Linked DNA regions of Homo sapiens: region 1 is linked to region 2. A link is an interaction called in ENCODE POLR2A ChIA-PET data of the cell type or tissue named here. Cell type or tissue: PC-9. All regions are shown on one strand. Each heading gives the region's core, and the rest is flanking DNA. Links, peaks and the distances in the headings are about the cores only. Region 1 overlaps BTBD9 (BTB domain containing 9). Region 2 overlaps BTBD9 (BTB domain containing 9).

Region 1 (10,847 bases), core at 1,612-9,611, 170 kb before region 2:
TTGCCTCTGTTAAATAATAAACATACAATTTCAAATGTAGTTTGGCTCTATATCTTGGGTTTTCTACTCCACACCACTGAGCAGTCGATTCATGTGCCAATACTACATTATTTTATTTATAGAGGCTTTATAACATGTTTTAATATCTGCTCTTCTTTTTCAGGGTTTTCTTGGCTATTCTTGCATGATTGCTCTTCTAAATTAGCCTTATAATCAACTTATCTAATTTTGATGGGGAATGGGTTATGGTATTCTTACTGAGATGTTATTAATTAGAATTAGAGAGTAGTGGCATCCTCTGATCTTGTCTTCCTCTCCAAGAACACGGCGTGCAAGTCTACTTTCATGCCATGTTCTTTTTTATGCATGTTGCCCCTCAGTTTGGGCCAGGTTGAGTATGGAGAGTTGGTAAGGATATTCAAGTAGAACTACCTGGTCAGCAATCAGAATGTGGGACAGGAGGTCACAAGAGAGAGAGGTTGGACTGGAGATACATGCAGGGAACCACTTGCATGAATAATATGTGAATTCATGACATGATATTTTCTTGTTTTTTTAAATTATTTTTTATAGAGACAGGGTCTCACTATGTTACCCAGGCTGGTCTTGAACTCCCAGGCTCAAGTGATCCTCCCACCTCAGCCTCCCAAAGTGTTGGGATTATAGGTGTGAGCCACTGTACCCGGCCCTCGTGACATGACATTGCACACTGTTGCATTGTTAAGTTAGTCATTCAGTATCATTCTCTAAGGAACTTCCTCACTGAAGATGTTTAATTCATAGGTGTTACATGACCAGGTAATATTTTCATGTTTTCTTATCAATGAAAGTTATTTTAGAGCTGTTCATTTAAAAAATCTTCCATAGCACAGTTCTTCAGTTTCATGGAATAAAAAATGCTAAGTTTTTGAGATTATTCCATTAACATTATTTTTTATTCTTTTTTTTGTTTGTTTGTTTTGAGATAAGGTCTCACTTGGTTACCCAAGCTTGAGTGCAGTAGTGTGGTCACGGCTCACTGCAGCCCCAGCCTCCTGGGCTCAAGTGATCCTCCCCTCAGCCTCCCAGGTAGCTGAGACTACAGGTGCATGCTACCATGCCTGGCTAATTTTTAAACTTTTTGTAGATGTGGGGGTCTCACACAGTTGCCCAGGGTGGTCTCAAGTGATTACTAGACTCAAGTGATCCTCCCGCCTCAGCCTCCCAAAGTGCTGGGATTATAGGTGTGAGCCACCATGCCTGGACAACTAGATTTTTGTTTCTAATTCTAAGATATAAGAGATAGATGTTTTGGATTTTATCAACTATGTAAACATATTCAAATAAAAACTCTTGATATTCTTTAAGTCATTAATTTCTTTGAGCAAGTGGAATGATTTCTTTTTTTAAAATAAAAACTCATTGATGTGTTAGAGCCCAGAAAATATAACGGTTTAGCTCTAGAAAATGATTACAGAATTGGGTTCATGCTAGGGAGATAACTGACTGGATAAATTAGTTCGAATTATGCCTTGTTTTTGGTTTTATACTCAGGAAATCACACACTTGTACAACCACCCATAAGCTCACATATTTTATTTATTTTATTATTATTTATTTATTTATTTTTTGATACAGAGTCTTGCTCTGTTGCCCAGGCTGGAGTGCAGTGGCATGATCTCGGCTCACTGCAACCTTTACCTCCTGGGTTCAAGAGATTCTCCTGCCTTAGCCTCCCAAGTAGCTGGAACTACAGGCACGGACCACCATACTTGGCTAATTTTTTTTATTTTTAGTAGAGACAGGGTTTCACTGTGTTAGCCAGGATGGTCTCAATCTCCTGACCTGGTGATCTGCCCACCTCGGCCTCCCAAAGTGCTGGAATTACAGGCGTGAGCCACCATGCTCAGCCAGATCACATATTTTAGAGATAGCCTTTTCAAGAAATTCTTAATCAGTAAACAGGAGTTTATGAACATCTGTTTTCCTGAATTTTAGAAATATAGATTAAAAATAAGTATTTAAAAAACAACTACAGGGTACTCTATCTTACATCTTTTCTCCCATTTCAAAACTAATGAACACTTATTAAGCCCTTATAGAATATCTCAGAAAAGTATGCTGATTAAGCTTGCTTAAGGAATTAAGTTAATTCACATTATGTTGTAGGCCACCAATTATTTGTCTTGGGTTTTGTTTTGTTTTGAGATGGAGTCTGTCTCTGTCACCCAGGCTGGAGTGCAGTGATGTGATGTCAGCTCACTGCAACCTCCACCTCCCTAGTTCAAGCGATTCTCCTGCCTCCGCCTCCCAAGTACCTGGGATCACAGGCACCTGCCATCATGCCTGGCTAGTTTTTGTATTTTTAGTGAAGACAGGGTTTCACCATGTTGGCCTGGCTGGGCTCGAACTCCTGGCCTCAAGTGATCCACCTGCCTCGGCCTCCCAAAGTGCTGGGATGACAGGCATGAGTCACTGCGCCTGTCCACCAATTATTTCTCTTTGGTCTTTTTCTATAGCACTGGTACCTGAAGTAGTACCTAAGCATTAGAATTTCGTATCATTTTCCTTTGGATACTTCCTTTGGGCTCTGTGTTTCCTGAGAATGGACTGAGTGAGGGAGGGATGGTAGAAATGCTACTGCTTTTAGCCTTAGTTTTTCGGACAAAGAGGGGTAAAGACAAAATTAATTTGGAAGCCTGTTGTTGGTAAGACTTAGGAAATAATAAAAGATGTTCCCTCTTTGCATATATTCTTTTTTTGTTGATTCTACACAGCAACTGTTTACTTTGGAGTATTTATAGTTTGTATGTTCAGTGGTTTTTCAGGGATTTTTCTTGTTAAGCCAACATGCAAATATAGTGACCTTAACAACTATATCTCATGATGTAAGGCTAAGGTGTCAATGTGGCAGTCTTGGAATTATTTCAACCCGAGCAAAGGAAAAACAAACATTGGTGGGTTCATCCCCTATCCAGATCACAAAGCTTTGGATTCTTTTTGGATTCTCTTCAATGTATTTAACCTTTAAGCATTAGAATAGTAGGCAAAGGAAGTAAGAGAATATGAGAACTGTTTTTTTGGTTTTGTTTTGTTTTGTTTAGAGACAGGGTCTTGCTCTGTTGCTGGAGTGCAGTGTCACGATTATAGCTCACTGCAGACTTGAACTCCTGGGCTCAAGTGATCCCCCTGCCTCAGCCTCCCAAGAAACTGGGACTGCAGGTGCATGTCACTACACCTAACTAATTTTTCTATTTTCTTTTGAGATGGGGGTCTCACTGTGTTGCCCAGGCTGGTCTCGAACTCCTGGCCTCATGTGATCCTCTTGCCTCGGCCTCTCAAAGTGCTGAGATTACAGGCATGAGCCACCACGCTTTGCCAGTGCCATGATTTTAAATCGTGTCCTTCAAGTGTTAGTAAGTAAAGTGGCCTAATTTTAGGTTATGTATCAGCTGTTTCATTGGGATTCCTTTTTTAGGAAAAATAAATTATCTCCAAAAAGAAAGCAAAAACAGCTTTCCTTTGATCTGATTATACATCAGAGTTGTTCCATTGAGGACCTTGAATGCAGGGATTCTTGAATTTATCTGGATGGAAAGGCAAGCATGATGGATTTTGTTAGTCTTCTAATTGAATCCAGTTTTGATAATTATTTCCATTGCTACTTCAGGATTTACAATTGATCATCTTTATAGTCATGAACATAGGAAAACATTGTGAAAATACCCATGGAAAATGAAATAGTTTTTGGTTTTTGTTGAAAGCAGTCACTTAGCTGATTTTGTCCTGCATATTTCCCCACATTTAACTTTACCCAACTTAGCTCCCTTTTTCCAAGTTAGAACTGAAGTCTAGCACATTGGGAAAATGACTTTTATTAAATGCATGACTAGAATTCTTCAAAACCCCAGCTAGACTCTGCAAGGGGCTGCTGCAGGTTGCACACAGGAAGAACTGTGGCTGGTCTGCTTCTCGTCCTGATCCGGGCATAGCCAGGCTGGTACACAGGCATACTGGATAAGTAATTGGTCTTAAATATAACATTGCAAAGAACTAGAACTCAAAAGTGATTCCCTACTGAAAGAACTTCCTCTTTTATTGCTCTGAAATGATCTTTCAATTTGGCCTCATTCTGAAAGTTGCCATTTGAATTGGACTGGGAACAAAAGTTAGAATTTATTGAAAACAACTCATTGCTTAATCTCTGGCAATTTTATTTTATATGTGATCAACAGATGTGTTGCAAGTCGGATTCAAAAGGAAAATAAAAGTTTAAACAGTTAAGATGTCATCAAATACTTTTCCAAACCTGTAGGAAAATAAAATTAAAATCTATTTGAGAAATACTCAGGTGCAACATACATTTTTATTCTGCTTTCTTCTTGTTCACTCCCATTTCTGCCTCCCATTCTCCTTACAAAAGACAGCCAGGTAGTGGAAACAGAACAAGGAATTTGAACTCTGACTTCACTTCCAGACCTGGTTCTGCTACTTACCATGTGAATCCTGCTCAGACTGGTCATTGAGCTTCCTTGAGCATGGTGATAATCATAGCCAGGCATAGTGGCACTCGCTTATAGTCCCAGCTACTCAGGAGGCTGAGGCAGGAGGATTGCTAGAGCCCAGGAGTTTGAGGCGGCAGTGCACTGTGGTCGTGTCTGTGAATAGGCACTGCACTCCAGCCTGGGCAGCAAAGTGTGATCCCCATTAAAATATCATAATAAGAAAGTACTTTGTCCTACCTTCCTCACCAAGGTGATTATTGATTTCAGATGACACGATACCTGTAGAAATTTAGTTTCCCCAATGTGATTCTTCTTATTAAGATTGCATATCCAGGACTAGTCTTTTAATCTTCTAACATTGTTTTTGAGAGTAAGAGTATCAGAAAATTATTTTTCCAATTCTTCTAGTACTACCACTGGGAATTGGGAATGCCAACTCCTTACTGTAAATGAAAATGTATTCCCTAATCTAAGAGGTCTTTTCCAAGTACCAATTCTGACAAGAAATTTAATGGAATGGTAATGTATGTATATTCCTCTACAGTGTGATGTGGGGCTTGCTTCAACTTGCTGATAGTCAGTAGAATTTGGAGATTAAAAAAACACACACACAATCAATTCTCGGGCTTTAGATCAAAATCTCAACAGCACTTAGAGCTTGGCAAAGAATTTTGCCTTTGGCCTATGCTGATGCTCCTTATGGTTACTCTTTTCTGGGACTCTAAAATGTTAGATTTGTGTAGGAGCCAAAGATTTATAAGAAGGTGCTAGGTCCCTGTCCTACAGAGTTGTGAAGAATTTCTTTCCTTATCTTCCCTTGCCTTTTACCTAAAGACCTATGAATGTGTGTTGGATCTAAGCTCAGGTTTTGGGTTGAGAGGCCTAAAGTTGAGCCCACTTGAATAGTAGCTTACCAATACATGTCTCTGCTGACGTCATAGCTCATTAACATCCTGTCCACTGTTGTTGATTTCTGAAGCACCCACATTTCACTGCCCCTCCCCCAGCATCTTCACAAAGCTTTTATTCCCCCAAAGACATTTTCAAAATTTCATTTGTAACTGTTGTGCACAGCTGACATGGAGAATTATTCTAGGTGCTGAATTGTTTATCACTAGAATATTTAGACCAACACTAGAAGATCTGCGATCAGTATGGAAACTCAAATAGGCTTTATGGCTGCTTTCCTGAGTCCATTGACTTCTATTTATTTGGGAATATTTAGTATTAAAAAGTTATAGAACAAATATGGATAAAATAATTTGAAGGTTTTGCCATCACAAAACCTTATATCATTTGCACTGAGAATGTAACACTAGCTGGGTGTTATTGTTTGTTTTTTTTTTTAACAACAGAACCAATAAAATGATTAATATGTGTTTTTGCAGGAGCTTATTTCTCATTATAGCTTCAGTATTGGAGGAGAGATTAAATTTCTGAATATGAATCTGATTTTTCAGACTTCCAACTTCCTATAAGTTTTTATGTGCTGATGCAGAGTTGCTGCTTTCAGGTCATAGCAATTTAGCTTTTCTAGAAGCTATTCTTTTTCTAAGTGACTGGCAGGAATCATTACTCTCTATGGCAAGAAACCAGAAGTTGGCAGGAGCCCTACAATGACTGTCCAATTTTTTTTTTAACTGTTTTGCCAGTTTCCAGATTTTCTTCCCTTGTCTTATAGGGTATCAGGTTCAAAGCGAGTGATACACATGTAGTCACAGACCTGCCCAGGCCAGGTATGAGGGATCAGGCCCTTCCTCAGATAGATTGTCTATTTAGCATTCTGGATAGAAGCCAGAGATCATGGTACATTCCTAGAATTGCACAACTCAAAGCTACAACCATCAGGCAAGTTTTGTATTTGTTCCTGAAACTCTTACATTGTTACTTTGATTTCTTCTGATTGTTTAGAGGTATGAATCAGACAAGATCGTTTCATAACGATTGACAATAAGCACTGAAAGCCTCAGTGATGACAGTAATATTTCCTACCTCAGCCTCTTCCCAGTATGAATTTTACAACACTGAAAAGGGCTAGGGCTCTAACCTGAAGAGATTTCTGAATTTGTCTCTTTTCTGACAGAATTAATTGAAGTAGAAAGTATTTCAAGTGCGGGCCACTCTGGAACTGAGCTCTACCTTTTTACCTGGAGTGAAACCATCCTAATTTTATCCTCTGCTGGCCAGGGTCAATTTGATAATAACAAGCCCAGAATGAAACACATCAGTTTATCCCTTATCTGCAGTAACAACTAGAAATGCTTTTGCTTGTTTGAACTTTGCCCTCCCTAGAATCTTGATATTTGTTTTGAATTTGGTTTTTGGCAGAATGAGATCCCATGCATGCCAGGCAGGCTCAGGGATGAAGAGTTAGTAGTTTGGGGTTTTGTTTTTTTTTATTGACTTGCTCTGGGCGGAAGCTTTCACTTTTCAAATGTGTGATTCTTCTATTGTCCTAGCTGTGCTGTCGGTAATGAATGCATCCTCTGTTTTGGAACTGTGCCAGATAAGATGCAAATTTGTCTATTCTACTTCTGTATCAAGTAAGGTTACCTAACTGGGTCTACTACTGTTTGAAGATATTAAAGACTCACAAAATCATGCTATGGTAAATGAAGAGTACTTGTTCTCTAAGTCTGCTGAGGAAAGAAAATGGGCTAGTGTGCTAAAGGAATGGATTTATATTAGCGGCTTATTTTGGAATTTTAAAAATTGAGATATAGTTAATATGCCATAAATTCACCATTTTAAGGTGTACAATTAAGTGGTCTTTAGTGTATTCAGAAGGTTGTGCATCCATCACCACTAACATTTTTTATCACCCTAAAAAGAAACTCAGTATCCATAAGCAGTCACTTCCCAATCCCTTCTCTCCCCATCCCCTGGCCACCACTAATCTGCTTTATGTCTTTATGGATTTGTGTATTCTGGACATTTCATGTAAATGGAATCATACAATATGTGGCCTTTTGTGTCTGGCTTCTTTTACTTCATATAATTCTCTCAAGGTTCATCTGTGTTATAGCATATATCAGTACTTCATTTCTATTTATGGCTGAATAATGTTCCATTGTATGAATATACAGTATTTTACTTATCCATTCATCAGTTGATGGATATTTGGGCCATTTTAGTCTTTTGGCTGCTGTGAATAATGCTGCTATACACATTTATGTACATGTTCTTGTATGGACATATGTTTTCAGATCCCTTGAGTATATAACTAGGAGTAGAATTGCTGGGTCATATGGAAATTCTGTCTTTAACTTTTTGACGATCTGCCAGACTGTTTTCCATAGAAACTGTACCATTTTACATTCCGGCTAGTAGTATGAAATGGTTCTAATTTCTCAACATTCTCATCAACACTCATTGTCATTATCAGACATTTTTGATTATAGCCATCCTTGTGGGTATATCAGTTGTGGTTTTCATTTGCATTTACCTGATGGCTAATAACATTGAGTGTCTTTTCATATGCTTATTGGGGATTTACAGGGTTTTATTTGGAAAACGTCTTATCCAGATTCTTTATGCCTTTTTAAATTGAGTTGGTTTTTGTTTATATGCCCATTGTTTAATTGGATTTTTTAAAATTGTTGAGTTTTAAGATATACATATGTATATAATTACCAGAACCCTATCAGATATATGATTTAATTTTGTGGGGAAATATTGTCTCTCCTTTTGTGGGTTGTCTTTTTGCTTTCTTGATAATGTCCTTTGAAGCACAAAAGTTTTAAATTTTGATGAAGTCCAATTTATTTTTTCTTTGGTTGCTTGTGATTTAGGTTTTCCTTTCCTTTTCTTCTCTTCTCTTCTTTTCTTTTTTCTTTCCTTCTTCTCCCCTCCCTTCCCCTCCCCTTCCCTCCCCTCTCCTCTCTTTGGACAGGGTTTCACTCTATCACCCAGGCTGGAGTGCAATGATAGCTCACTGCAGCCTCTGTGTCCCAGGCTTAAGCAATTCTCCCACCTTAACCAGCTGAGTAGCTGGGATGACAGGTGCACACCACCAAAGTCCAGCTAATTTTTTTTTCTAATTTTAGTGGAGATGGAGTCTCACTATGGTGCCCACTCTGGTCTCGAACTCCTGAGCTCAAGCAATCCTCCCTCCTTGGCCTTCCAAAGTGCAGGTATTATAGGCATGAGCCACCAAGTCTTGCTGATTTAGGTTTCATTGCTAAGAAATTGTTGCCTAATCTAAGGTTATGATAACATACACCTCTATTTTCTTCTAAAAGTATTATAGTTTTGACTCTTATGTTTAGGTCTTTGATCCATTTTTAGTTACTTTTTATATACAGTGTGAGGCAAGAGTCTAAATTCATTCTTTTGTATTGGACATCCAGTTGTCCCAGGCACATTTTCCCCTTTGAATTGTCTTGGCAGCCTTGTCAAAAATCAGTTGGCCATAGATGTATGGGTTTATTTCTGTGCTCTCAATTTTATTCTGTTGGTTTATATGTCTACCCTTATGCCAGTGTTACACTATCTTGATTACTGTGGTCTGTCATAAGTTTTAAAATCAGGAAATGTGATTCTTCTAACTCTTTTGGGGATGGGGGATTGTTTTGGCTATTCTGGGTTCTTTCCATATGAATTTTAGGATCAGGTTGTCAATTTCTACAAATAAGTGTGTTGGGATTTTGAAAAGGATTGCATTGAATCTATGGATCGCTTTGAGAAGTATCGTCACCTTAACATATTAAATCTTTTAATCCATGAACACAGAATGTCTTTCCATTTATTTAGGACTTTTAAAATTTCTTTCAACAATACTTTATAGTTTTCAATGTACTAGTCTTGCATATTTGCTAAATATATTTTAAATATTTTATTCTTTTTGATGCTATTGTAAATGAAATTGTTTTCTTAATTTTATTTTCATTTTTTCATTGTTCATTTATAGAAATACAATTGATTTTGTGTATTGATTATATTAGCAATTTTAAAGAACATCTTCTGGTTATAATTTCAAATATATTGGAACCAATATAGAAAGCCACTTGTAGTCTTCCTTAGGATTCTTTTAAAGAGTAGAGTATGTATAGTTAACATTTGTTGAACACTTACTAGGTGTCAGGCATTAAGCTGCTATGTATGTTACAATGAATTATTCTCATTTAATGCTAACTTTTGTCTTCATTTTACAATGAAGAATCCTTGTCCATAGTCCTACGATAAATCAGTGGCAGAGCTGGAACTTGAACCCAGGTCACTCACTCCAAAGCCTGTTTTCTTAACCATTTGACTATACATACTGCCTTTTTGTGAATAATTCATAATAGCTCTATCCTGGAACCTAGACAATAGATTAAGCAACATGGAAATATTCTCCAGGTCTCTACTTCTTGTCTCTTTACCAGGGTTGATCATTTCACTTTTATACAACAATGATTCTGTTCCTCCTTTGGGAAATTTTAATTTCAAAGGATCCTTCAGCAAGACTGTTTGAGCCATTATAGAGCCTGGAGGCAAACATAGTAAACAAAAGGTGTATACATACTGTATTAGTCCATTTTCACACTGATATAAAGATACTACCTGAGACTGGATAATTTATAAAGGAAAGAGGTTTAACATTGACTCACAGTTCTGCATGGCTGGGGAGGCCTCAGGAAACTTACAATTATGGCAGAAGGCAAAGAGGAAGCAAGGCACATTTTACATGGTGGCAGGAGAGAGAAGAAGAGGAAGAGCAAGGAAGTGCCACACTTAAACCATCATCTCTCGTGAGAACTCCCTCACTATCATGAGAACAGCATGGGGAAACAGTCCCCATGACCCAGTCACCTCCCACCAGGTCCCTCCCTTGACATGTGGGGATTACAATTCGAGATGAGATTTGGGTGAGGACACAGAGCCAGACCATATCAAATACCAATTGTGATACATATTATGGAAGGAAAGAACAGGGTGCTATGACAGAGAGTAATATGATGTCCTAATCTGGAAAGAAGGTCAGGGAAGGAAAAGACTCTTGAGCCATGACCTGGCCTGAAGTAATTAGCCTGGTTTAAAGTGGGGGAAGGAGCACTGTAGCAGAAGGAATAGGAGATGTTTATCTCATAGGATTATGATGAAACTTAAATAAATAGTACACATGAGAATTCCTAACCTAGACCAGGCACAAAATAAATTCTTTTAAAAAATTATTTTAAAGTTGTTACAGTGAGCATGAATACTTTTGTAATCAGAAAGCCAAATAAACGTTTAAAAGTAGTTGATGCTCTGAGAGAGACTAAACTACCTTGGATTGTGTATTTGCTGAGACAAGAGGGAATCTGGGCTGGTATCCTAGGGAGTGATGATTGGAGTGAATGAAAAAGGATAAGGGTGCAAAAGAACCTGAGAAGGATTGGT
Region 2 (10,847 bases), core at 1,227-9,226:
TGGCTTTTAGTGACAGCCAAAATGTAGGTGTTTTCTCCCTCCACCAATATGATGAATTTCCAGAGGCATCTTTTTTCACAAGATAGATTATTAGCAAGTTGTTTCCTAAGCTTGACCAAAATGTGTCATGGTTAATCTTGCCTTAAAAAAGTCAAAGTCAAGTATATTGGCTCCAGAGTAGCCATTTATAATAAAATGACTATATACATTCTTAAGCTCCTTTTAGCTGTCTCCTGGCTGTGCTTTTTACTCAAGGGTTTGGTATCCTGAAGCTTAGCCCAGTAGCTTGGGTGATAAAACTGCCATGTCTCAGGTTATTGTTTTAAATTTCCTATAAGAGATTATATCTTTTTTTTTTTTTTTTTTTTTTGAGACAGAGTCTTGCTCTGTCGCCAGGCTACAATGCAGTGGCACGATCTTGGCTCACTGCAACCTCCACATCCCAGGTTCAAGCAGTTCTCCTGCCTCAGCCTCCCAAGTAGCTGGGACTGCAGACGTGCGCCACCACGCCCAGCTAATTTTTGTGTTTTTAGTAGAGACAGGGTTTCACCATGTTGGCCAGGATGGTCTCGATCTCTTGACCTCGTGATCTGTCCACCTCGGCCTCCCAAAGTGCTGGGATTACAGGGATTATGGGCATGAGCCACCGCTCCTGGCCAAGAGATTATATCTGAAGTGTAAAGTGAACTTGCACTAGATGACTTGGTGTCCTTTCCTGAGAGAGGAAGAGGGCCTTTTATGTTCTGTACTCTTCTCCCGAGTCCCACCCCATTAAGATTGAATGGAGTAACCATCCAAATGGACCCCTTCTTTCAGCCAAGGGCATTAGAAAGTTAGCCTGAAAAACTTGTTCAGGCCATGATGGAAGCAGGGGTCGGACATGTCTCATTATACCCTCTTCCCTTTTAGAATTCAGGGAAAGCTGACCAGCATTAACATCAACACAGATCTCAAGTCTGATAAGAAACATTTACAGTCTATTCTGTCTGAAACCTACTACTTGGAGGCTTCACCTGCATGATAAAACATTGGTCTCGGCCAGGCGCGGTGGCTCACGCCTGTAATCCTGGCACTTTGGGAGGCCGAGGTGGGCGGATCAACAGGTCAGGAAATCGAGACCATCCTGGATAACACGGTGAAACCCCGTCTCTACTAAAAATACAAAAAAATTAGCTGGGCGTGGTGGTGGGCGCCTGTAGTCCCAGCTACTCGGGAGGCTGAGGCAGGACAATGGTGTGAACCCGGGAGGTGGAGCTTGCAGTGAGCCGAGATCGTGCCACTGCACTCCAGCCTGGGCGACAGAGCGAGACTCCGTCTCAAAAAAAAAAAAACAAAAAACCTTGGTCTCCGCAACAGCTTACTGTAAAGCATACATTCCTTTCTGTTGATAATAACTCTCAACCAATTGCCAATCAGAAAATTTTTAATGACCTGGAAGCACCCGTCCTTGAGTTGCCCTACCCTTCCAGGTGGAACCAATGTAAATCTTACATGTATTTGATTGACGTCTCACGTCTCCCTAAAATGTATAAAACTAGGCTGTGCCCCAAATGACCACCTTGAGCACTTGTTCTCAGGACCTCCTGAGGGTTGTATCACAGGCCATTGGTCACTCATATTTGGCTCAGAATCAATTTCTTCAAATTTTTTGTTTAAAAAAGATTGAATGAGGTGCTTGCTGATTTTGTTTTGTTTTTTAAGAGACAAAGTCCTGCTCTGTCACCTAGGCTTCTAAACCTAGCCTCCGGCAATCCTCCTGCTTCCATCTCCCAGGTAGCTGGGACTATAGGCACATGCCACCACCATGCCCAACTAATTTTTCTATTTTTTTTAAATAGAGACAGGGACTCTCTTTATTGCCCAGGCTGGTCTCGAACTCCTGGCCTCAAGCAGTCTTTTTGCCTCAGCCTCCCAAAGTGCTGGGAGTAGAGGCATGAGCTACCATATCTGGCTGATTTTTTTTTTTTAAAACATTGGAAAATACCATTGAAAAGGAAACAGACAAATGCTTTACATTGTAACCCTCCCCACCTCTCTTTAAAGTCATCTGTTTATTTTTTCTTGACACTTGAAATACCATAAGATTCAGCACTTTTTTGTAAGGAATTAAGATTGTTTTTTCATCAGATTATCTTTTCTTCTTTCTGAGATATAGCTGGCATTATCTATTCATTCATTAGTTTCTGTAGGCATCTTGGTAACCATTTACTCCTATCAGATGGCTTAAGCAAGACCAGAAACTGTTGATTTTGTGATATCATGTGATTTTATGAATCATGTTGATGGGAGCCCTGGTACTTCCATGATCACCGGGGACTGCCATTTATCTCCACACAGGTGGCCTTCCTGGTACTTTGGTGCATCTGACTTGCTAAAACCAGGATATTAGTGAATGGTGGCAACTAACATGCAGGAGTTGTTTGAACTGACCTTACATTTAAGAAATTATTTTGCCCTTTTGGCACAAAAAGTTGGATTTGTTGATCAGAATGATAGATCCCCTCTCTATGTGGAGCTCTGTGTGGAGTTAGGGAGAAAAGAAAAGATAGACTACTTGCCTGTAGTCTGATTTGAAAACAACATACACCTCAAAAAGACTCTCCAATACACTGACTCTTCCTAAGTGTCACCTACAAAGCAAACTGAAGTTGAATGATTGTTTGCTTTCCGTGTCTGCTTAAAAATTTGTCCAAATCACAGACAAGTGTGCAATTTATGAAGACAAAACTAAAAAGCAAGTGAGTTGCACCTTTACAGAGTTCAGCTACTGAGCAGTGAGGTGTAGGAAAAGTGTGTGTTTGGCCTGAGATCAGGCTTCCCCTGGGCCCCTTTTGCAGTGATGCTCAGGGAAAATGCATCCTGTTCATTTGGCACAGCCATCTCTCATCTCACAGTTCTTTGTTTCCCAGATCTGAACCTGGACACAACATTCAATGACTGTGGGTTTGGGGAGCTATTGTTTTCTTCCTCCCACTGTGCCTTCCATTGAAATTTTTATTCTGCATGCGGAACTGAATCCACTCTGCACATGAAATGCACTGACCCAGGTGGAAGCAGATTTTTAATCAAATGTCATTAGAACAATCCATTTGCTGCAGAAATCTCTGGAGTCCTCATATTACTGTGCCCACATTTTCCAGTTGTTTACTGGGATTTGATTTCTAGCCCAGCATGTTTCTTTGGGATTTACTTAGATTGGCTGAATTAAATTAGGATTTATAGTTCTTGTGACCCTTTTACTTAGGAATTTTATATGGAGATATCCCCCATTACAGACCTGCGTGTGTTGGCTAACTGTCGTAATCCAAATGAGTCTTTCCTTCAAAACAGAAGTGGTTTCCCCTTCACTGGGTTTGTGCTTTGTTCTTTAGCCTCTGTTAGGATGTTGGCTATTTGGATTTCAGGTTTGGGGATGGTTTGAAATGATGTCACAGACCAGTAGTCTTTAGAAATGTCTAGGTCATATGATTTGTTAATTTTACTACAAATGAAAAGTAAAGTGGGAAATGGGAGCTCTGGAGAACTGAGAATTGTGGTTTCAGAGAGGACCTAAAATCTATAGTAGTGTTGCTAGTTCCTGGTCTCCATTGTATTTGGAAAAGGGGATGAAGAGGAGAAACGCATCTAAAAGAGGGTATGGAAAAGTAGTGTCAAAGCTGTTGCTGTTTTTATTATTTCTTAAGTGAGGCATTCCTTTCCTACATAAGAACATCTAACTTATGTTTTCTTGAAAAATAAGAGTTCTGGCTGTAAAGAGATCCAGAGTCTCAGTTTCCCGACTCTGATGTCCTGTCCCATACGCAGCCCTGTTTTCCCAGCTGATAAAGCCTACCCTTTCTACCTCGGGCCAGGGGTCTTTCATTGTCACTATGCCCAAGGGGTCTGTGCACACAACTGTACTTCAGTAACATTGGTTTCTTGTGTGTTCTATTTTATACATTTGAAAACATTCTGAGAAGGGATTCATATGCTTCACAGAGTGCCAGAGAGATCCCTGGCACAAAAAAGGGAAGATCCAAGGGTCAGCTGAATACTCACATATGAAAACCTTTGAGTAAAGCAGACATTTCAATGAAAATAGGAAGTGTCAGTTACAGATATCTCTGTTACTGTGTTATTGTGTCATTCCTTTACCTGATTTCTGTTGGTCTCCTGTGACCTTTTCCATCTGGTGTGCACCCTACATTTGGGGCCATGAGCTGCTAAGATGAGCACGTCAAGCTCATCTTTGTCACTGACCCCTCCCTATCTTAAACCTTGAAATATGGTGATCTCATTTGTTAAACTTCAGCCAGTGGTACTGGGAGCCAGATGGAGTTTGCAGCAAAACCTGAGCCCTCCTCACTAGCTCAGGTTTCAGAATCATTTCCCTCTTTGTAGCTCTGTTTGCATGTCAGCCCTGAAGGTTGGTTCTAAAAGATTGAGTCTGGGAAATGTGACCAGCCCTTGGCTTTCCTTTAGTCCTTGCTCTGACCCTCCAGTCTTGACTACCTTCTCTCAAGACTCCCATTTTACTGATAAGAAAATGCAGTGTCTACCTGCAGGAAACGTATGCAGACCTTTCTTCACTCATTCAACCCCTTTTTATCAAGTACCTACTATGAGTTCAGTACTGTGGCAGGCAAAAATCTGCCTGACCACAAAATTAAAGAGCCCACGGTGATTGGTGATTGTCAGAGTGTAAAGTGCAGGCTCGCTGTGGAACAAGAGCTGCAAACCTCCTGTGGTTTAGCAGTTACTGTGTACCCACTATGTACTAGAACTTAACTGGTGGAGGGCTCAGAGCCTGTCCCCAGGAGAAGTACAGTGTAATTGCTGGAATAAGGGGTGCATGTATGAAAGTGAAAATCTGTGTTGGAATTGTTTCTGTTTAATGTAAAATTATTTCAATCTTAGCCTTTATACTAGGGATTGTGTTATTAGACTCTTTACTAGTATTTGCCACCAGCAAGAAAAGTGTGAAATATGGCAGCATTATCTGTACATGAGTGAAGTAAAAAAGGCAAAATAAAAATCCCTGGGCTGAAAATCAGGAGGCCTGGCTCTTAGCCATGGTTCTGCCGCCGATTAGCCGAGCATCCTTGGGCAAGACGTTTACTCTCTCTGTGCCTCTGTCTCCACGTCTGTAAGATGCCATTCCTAAAACAAGGCTTGGTGCTGGGCTCCAAGGGCTGTTTTTATTAAAATAATACCGTTTATTGTTATTTTATCAGTAAAAGTATATAATAGTTATGTAAGACATAAAATATAATGGATTTACTTCTAAAGTTTCTTCTAATGTGTGTTGCCTTGACAGATGTACAGACACCCACATGCATGAATGCTGTATATATAAAATACATGTGTGAGCATTCAACTCTTCCATGTGGGGTCGAGCCAACCCTTGTAACTGCTTCTCCCCACCTCCTTAGCCCTTTGAAACTGTCCTTAACTGTCACATACCTGGGCCCAAGCAGCTGCAGGGTGATAGCTCCACCTTTAGAGCAAAGCCTGCACCCTCAGATATTCTTTGCAGAAAGTGAGAAAATAAAATAACAAACTGAAATATATTAAACACCTTGAGCTTCCTGGAGACGAAGGCTGTGACAGACATAGTTATATATTTGAAAGAAATAGAGTCATATAGAACAACAAATAGAGGTGCTGAAGCACAAGGTCAGATGAGTTTATATTTAAAGAAAGGTCAGGAAGTTAGTCTTTTCCTTCTAAAATCACAAGGTACATACCTCGTGACTGGAATCCTTTTCCTAATGAAATATTAACATCCATTAGATGTTGGGTTTGCATTAAAAATGTCTCCACATTTGTATTTTTAGCATGGACACAGTGGTATCAGTTAAAATAATTAGCCCTTGCCTGTAATATAAAAGCCTTATCTCTTTACTCTTACTTTTTTAGAAGGCAGATGTTTTAAAACTGATTTGAAAATCAAATTTGCCCTTCAGTGATTTCATTTGGAAGAAACAGAGAAGTAAACATTATAAAGAAGGCTTTTCAGTACATTATGCATGCAAATTGTGGCAGCCGAATTCAGGTTCACAAGTGGAGGTGGCTGCCTGTCCTGGTTGAGAAAGGTTGAGATGTTTAAATTAATACAAAGGTCATCAACCCTCAGATTGTGTTCTTCTGTCATTTGGTAGCAGGGCTATTGCTTCCTGTTAAACTCTACCTGCCAAAAGGTAAGCACTGAAAGGCGCTGGCAGGCCAAGTAAGGCCACAGTCATAGTGCAGTGGCTGTGTTGAAACTTCCAGGGTAGGCTGCTGCAGAGAACCTTGCTTTCTGCCCAGCCTTGTGTGCTGGATGCAGTAGAATGGGCATAAGGGGTGTGTGCTCTTTCCAGAATACCGCACTGTTAGAGAATTTGGAGGCTATGGTCACAGAAGTTAAATATGTGCCGCAAAGAACTGCTCTGATATATTATGGGTTTATCTGATATCTCTTCAAGGGTCAGGGACCATGTCTTATTCATCTTTGAATCACCACAACTTGGCACAGAGCCTGACATGTAGTAGGAGCTTAAAAATGGTTTCGTTATTTTTTTAAAAAAATAGTGAATGAATTTAGGAATGAAGGAGTAAGTAGTTATATTTTGGGAACAACTTGTCTTTTTTAAAAAATTGAATTACAACACAGATTTTGTCCATCTTATAGTGAATTAGATAAAGGTTATCACTAGGGAAGGGCAGAAAATGAGATTTAAACTAATCCAAATCAAATTCTTGCTCACTATCCTGAAGATCAAACACTTGAGCCCTCCCACAGATCTGGAAAGAAAAGGCCTCCCACCAAGGAAGCATGACCATCCTGCCTAAAATTTGAATTAAAAATCCAGTTGGCCCAGCTCCTCAGTGGGTGGATTCTGGAAAGGGATGGTTACCCAGGGTGAACACAGCATCCTCTGGGAAGGGCTTGTTGGAATCAGCCAGGTTTAGCCTGGGCTATAGGAGGAAGCCTGGCCTCTTATGTGTTACTAATCCGTGATCCAGAGAGACTCATTTAAAAAGGCCTCAGCCAGGCGCAGTGATGCACGCCTGTAATCTTAGCTACTTGGGAGGCTGAGGTGGGAAGATCGCTTGAGCCCAGGAGTCTGAAACCAGCCTGGGTAACATAGCGAGACCTTATCTTCAAAAAAAAAAAAAAAAGTTGCGAAAGGTTTATGTGAAAAAATAATAATAAAATAAAATAAATAAAAGTGAACTGTAGCTAGAAAGTCCAATAACAAATCTTTTGGGAAGATCTTTGTGCTATACTACATCTCTCTTGTATCTTTTAATCTCTTTTCTGCTGAGGCAGGCAGATCACGAGGTCAGGAGATCGAGACCATCCTGGCTAACACAGTGAAACCCCATCTCTACTAAAAATACAAAAAATTAGCCGGGCGTGGTGGCAGCCGCCTATAGTCCCAGCTACTCAGGAAGCTGAGGCAGGAGAATGGCGTGAACCCGGGAGGCAGAGCTTGCAGTGAGCTGAGATTGTGCCACTGCACTCCAGCCTGGGCAACAGAGCGAGACTCCGTCTAAAAAAAAAAAAAAAGAAAACAGAGACTATGGGACATTTCCAGACCAGGGCTGAAACTACCCTTACAAGAAGGACTGTCCATGCCAGGGAGCAGGGCAGCTCTGTGCAGTCGGAAGGCCCTCACTTTGTCCTGTTTTGTGACCATGAATACTCCAGATTATAGAACCCCTACAGCTTTTGGCTGGCAAAAGGGCCACATGCTTTTCATGGGGCTAAACTGAAACTATAGCAGAGAAACATAACTCTTCTCTGCTTTTTCCTTACAATTCCTTTGAGAAGGAGGAAGAGAGGTGTGGTAAACAGATTCCCTTTTCCCTTCTCTCCTATTTCCTGTCCCTGCCCACCCCTTCCTTATTTCTCATGGTTCTCTCTTCACAAATATGTGGCTGGATCAGGGATTACATCTGAAATGCATTTTAATTTATGTGTTCAAATGGAAAGATTTCATTTTATGGGTGAGAGAAGGGCAAAACACAGACCAGAATGCCCTGCTGTCATAGTAGGAAATTTGGTCCTGTCTTTCTCCCATGCGGCTAGGCCACAGCACTGCTGGGTGCCAGTGCAGGTTCAGGTGAGTGGGCCTGATGGCTTGGGGTTGATGAGCTGCCAGGCTCTTGATGGGCCATTCTAGCCTCTTTTATGGCCCACTTTATGTGTTGACTACTAGGTCAACAGTATGAGTTCCTACTGTAAATAGAGTCTTCTACTGGCATTGTGATGGAATTCTAAGTAAATAAAATTCAGATTTTTGAAATCAGAATTATCCTTGCCCTTAATGTTATATTGGGCAAAATTATATATAAATGAAGGAGTTAGAGACATTGCCATGAACTTTATCTGATTAAGCAGCAACTCTCTTAAGTGGTACTTTTCATATGAAAACAGTCTAATCCTGTAGCCACACAGCTGCAGGTGAGATGTTAATTCTGCACCAGCAATGTGGAGGTCTCTCATAGTGCATGGTTTTTAAGTAGCATGTCTGTGTTATCCCACATAATGCATTTCTACTACCAATTATTGTCTGACCTAACTCAATGCTGGTAATTCAATTTGATTCTTTGATGGCATCATAAAATATTGATAACAAAGTAGATAATAATGGTGGTATAAAAATGAAACCAAGAGCCATTTTTAGTAATGCAAGTTAGGTCATAGCAAATGTATTTGATTTCTCCCAATTCTATAATTCTCACCATTATGAGAATTTCTCCCAATTCTATAATTCTCACCATTCAACAAATAATAATTGAGCACTTATGAAGTCTTAGGCATTGAACAAGGCAGACAGGATCCCTACTTTCATCAGTTTACATCCTAGTAGGGGGAAATAACAGATAAATAAGGAAGTTTCAACTACTGATAAATGCCATGAAGAAAATGAAATGGAGAGGTAATTAGAGAGTGACTAGGCTGTGGTAGGCAAGAAGCAGCTACTTTAGGCCAGAAAGGCCTTTCTGAGAAAGTGACATTTGAACTGAAATAAGTGATAGATAGAAGCCAGCCTTCCAAAGCCTTGGGAAAAGAGGATCTAAGGAATAGTTAAGGCCCTGAAGAGGGAATTAACATGGTATGTGTGCAGAACAGAAGGATGGCTTGTGCTTCCCAAGCCGGTGAAGGAAGCAGAGGTTGGGATGAGATGGGATGAGGCCAGTAGATCTCCGATCATATATGACCTTTAGGTTTGGTAAGTAGTGTGAATTTTATTCTAGGAACAAGGTGGGGGAGTTATTGGAGGGTTTTAGGCAAGGGAGTAGTAAGAACTTATGTCTTTTTTTTTTTTTTTTTTTTTTTTTTGAGATGGAGTTTTGCTCTTGTTGCCCAGGTTAGAGTGCAATGTCACGATCTCGGCTCACCACAACCTCCATCTCCCAGGTTCAAGCAATTCTCCTGCCTCCGCATCCTGAGTAGCTGGGACTATAGGAACCTGCCACCATGCCCAGCTAATTTTCTATTTTTAGTAGAGACAGGGTTTCTCCATGTTGGTTCAGGCTGGTCTTGAACTCCTGACCTCAGGTGATCTGTCTGCCTTGGCCTCCCAAAGTGCTGGGATTACAGGCATGAGCCACCGCGCCCAGCTCCTTATGTCTGCTTTTTAAAGTTCATTCTGGTTGCTGTGTGGAGAACAAATCAGAAGGGGGCTAAATATGGAACTGTGAGATTAGTAAGGAAGCTGTTGCTCTAACACAGATGAGAGATGACTTGAACTAGGGCACTTACAGTGGAGATGATGAGAAGCAGCTGGCTATGGAAAATGTATTGCTGGTAGAATGGACTGGCGGTCAGGATGGGGATGAGGGAGAGGAGAGAAAGGTCTTGTTAGTGTTTCTGACTCTGTCCTTGGTCCTGAACATTTCACTCTTTTTATCAATGCCCTGAAAGGCATGCTTCTCGGGTTTCTGGATGAGACAAAGCTAGGAGGGATGACTAATGTGATAAATGACAGACATGAAATTCAAAACGATCTCTCCAGGCCCTAATGTGAGACCAAACCAACAGGATGGAATTTAATGGGGATAAATGTGATGCTCTCCATTTAGGTTCAGAAAATCAATTCTACAAGTACAGGATGGGAGCAGTCAAGCTTGAGAGAAGTTTATGGGAAAAAGAACTGTGGTTTTGATTGGCCACAAATTCAATAAGAGCTAATAGTTAGGTGGGGCTGCTACAAACCTTGAGCAGTCTTAGTCTACACTGTCTGCCAGGTGTTCATATATCCATATGACCTTCCTATTGTGCTCTGTGTTGGTCAAGACACGCCTGGGCACCTGTGCAAAAGTAGATGATGGGAGTTCAGGAAACTGTTTCATGGGGGGACCAATTAAAGGAACTAGGGATAAAACAAGATCCAGGTAAACCATCAAAGGGGCTGTAGGGTCATGATAATTATCTTTAAATATAATTTAAAGAGCTGTCTTGTGAGAACCTACATTCTGTTAACCCAGAGGTTTGCACTTAACAAAATTTTACTTCATACCTTCAACACACATGTAATGAGCATCTGTCTACTCTTTGCCAGTTACTATTTTCTGTGTGTATCAGATGAAGTACCTAATTAATATGTTTTCAGGATTTTTAGAGACTTTTTTTTTTTTTTTGACAGAGTCTTGCTCTGTCACCAGGCTGGAGTGCAGTGGTGTGATCTCCACTCACTGCAACCTCCACCTCCCAAGTTCAAGTGATTCTCCTGCCTCAGCCTCCCATGTAGCTGGGATTACAGGCACCCATCATCATGCCCAGATAATTTTTTGTATTTTTAGTAGAGACGGGGTTTCACTATGTTGGCCAGGCTGGTCTTGAACTCCTGACCTCATGATCCGCCCACCTCAGC

The links. Peaks named below come from ENCODE experiments on the same cell type or tissue, not always from the same donor. Only the 100,000 strongest peaks of a DNase experiment are listed, where the experiment ranks them.
Region 1: POLR2A ChIA-PET joins it to region 2 with 13 read pairs; 3 of 35 experiments call an interaction of 5 or more read pairs at or near these places.

The regions. Positions count from the first base shown.
Region 1 is chr6:38,400,587-38,411,433 of GRCh38, reverse strand. All of the region lies in intron 6 of BTBD9 (BTB domain containing 9), which reads left to right. Among named protein-coding and RNA genes, the nearest start is that of BTBD9-AS1, 76 kb to the left of the region's middle. In PC-9, for the core only: no CTCF peak of the experiment used is centred there; a DNase peak (open chromatin) is centred at 6,303; H3K4me3 peaks cover 1,068 bases; H3K27ac peaks cover 1,663 bases.
Region 2 is chr6:38,228,962-38,239,808 of GRCh38, reverse strand. The region is part of intron 9 of BTBD9 (BTB domain containing 9); the gene reads left to right. Among named protein-coding and RNA genes, the nearest start is that of BTBD9-AS1, 250 kb to the left of the region's middle. In PC-9, for the core only: a CTCF peak has its summit at 5,447; a DNase peak (open chromatin) is centred at 6,168.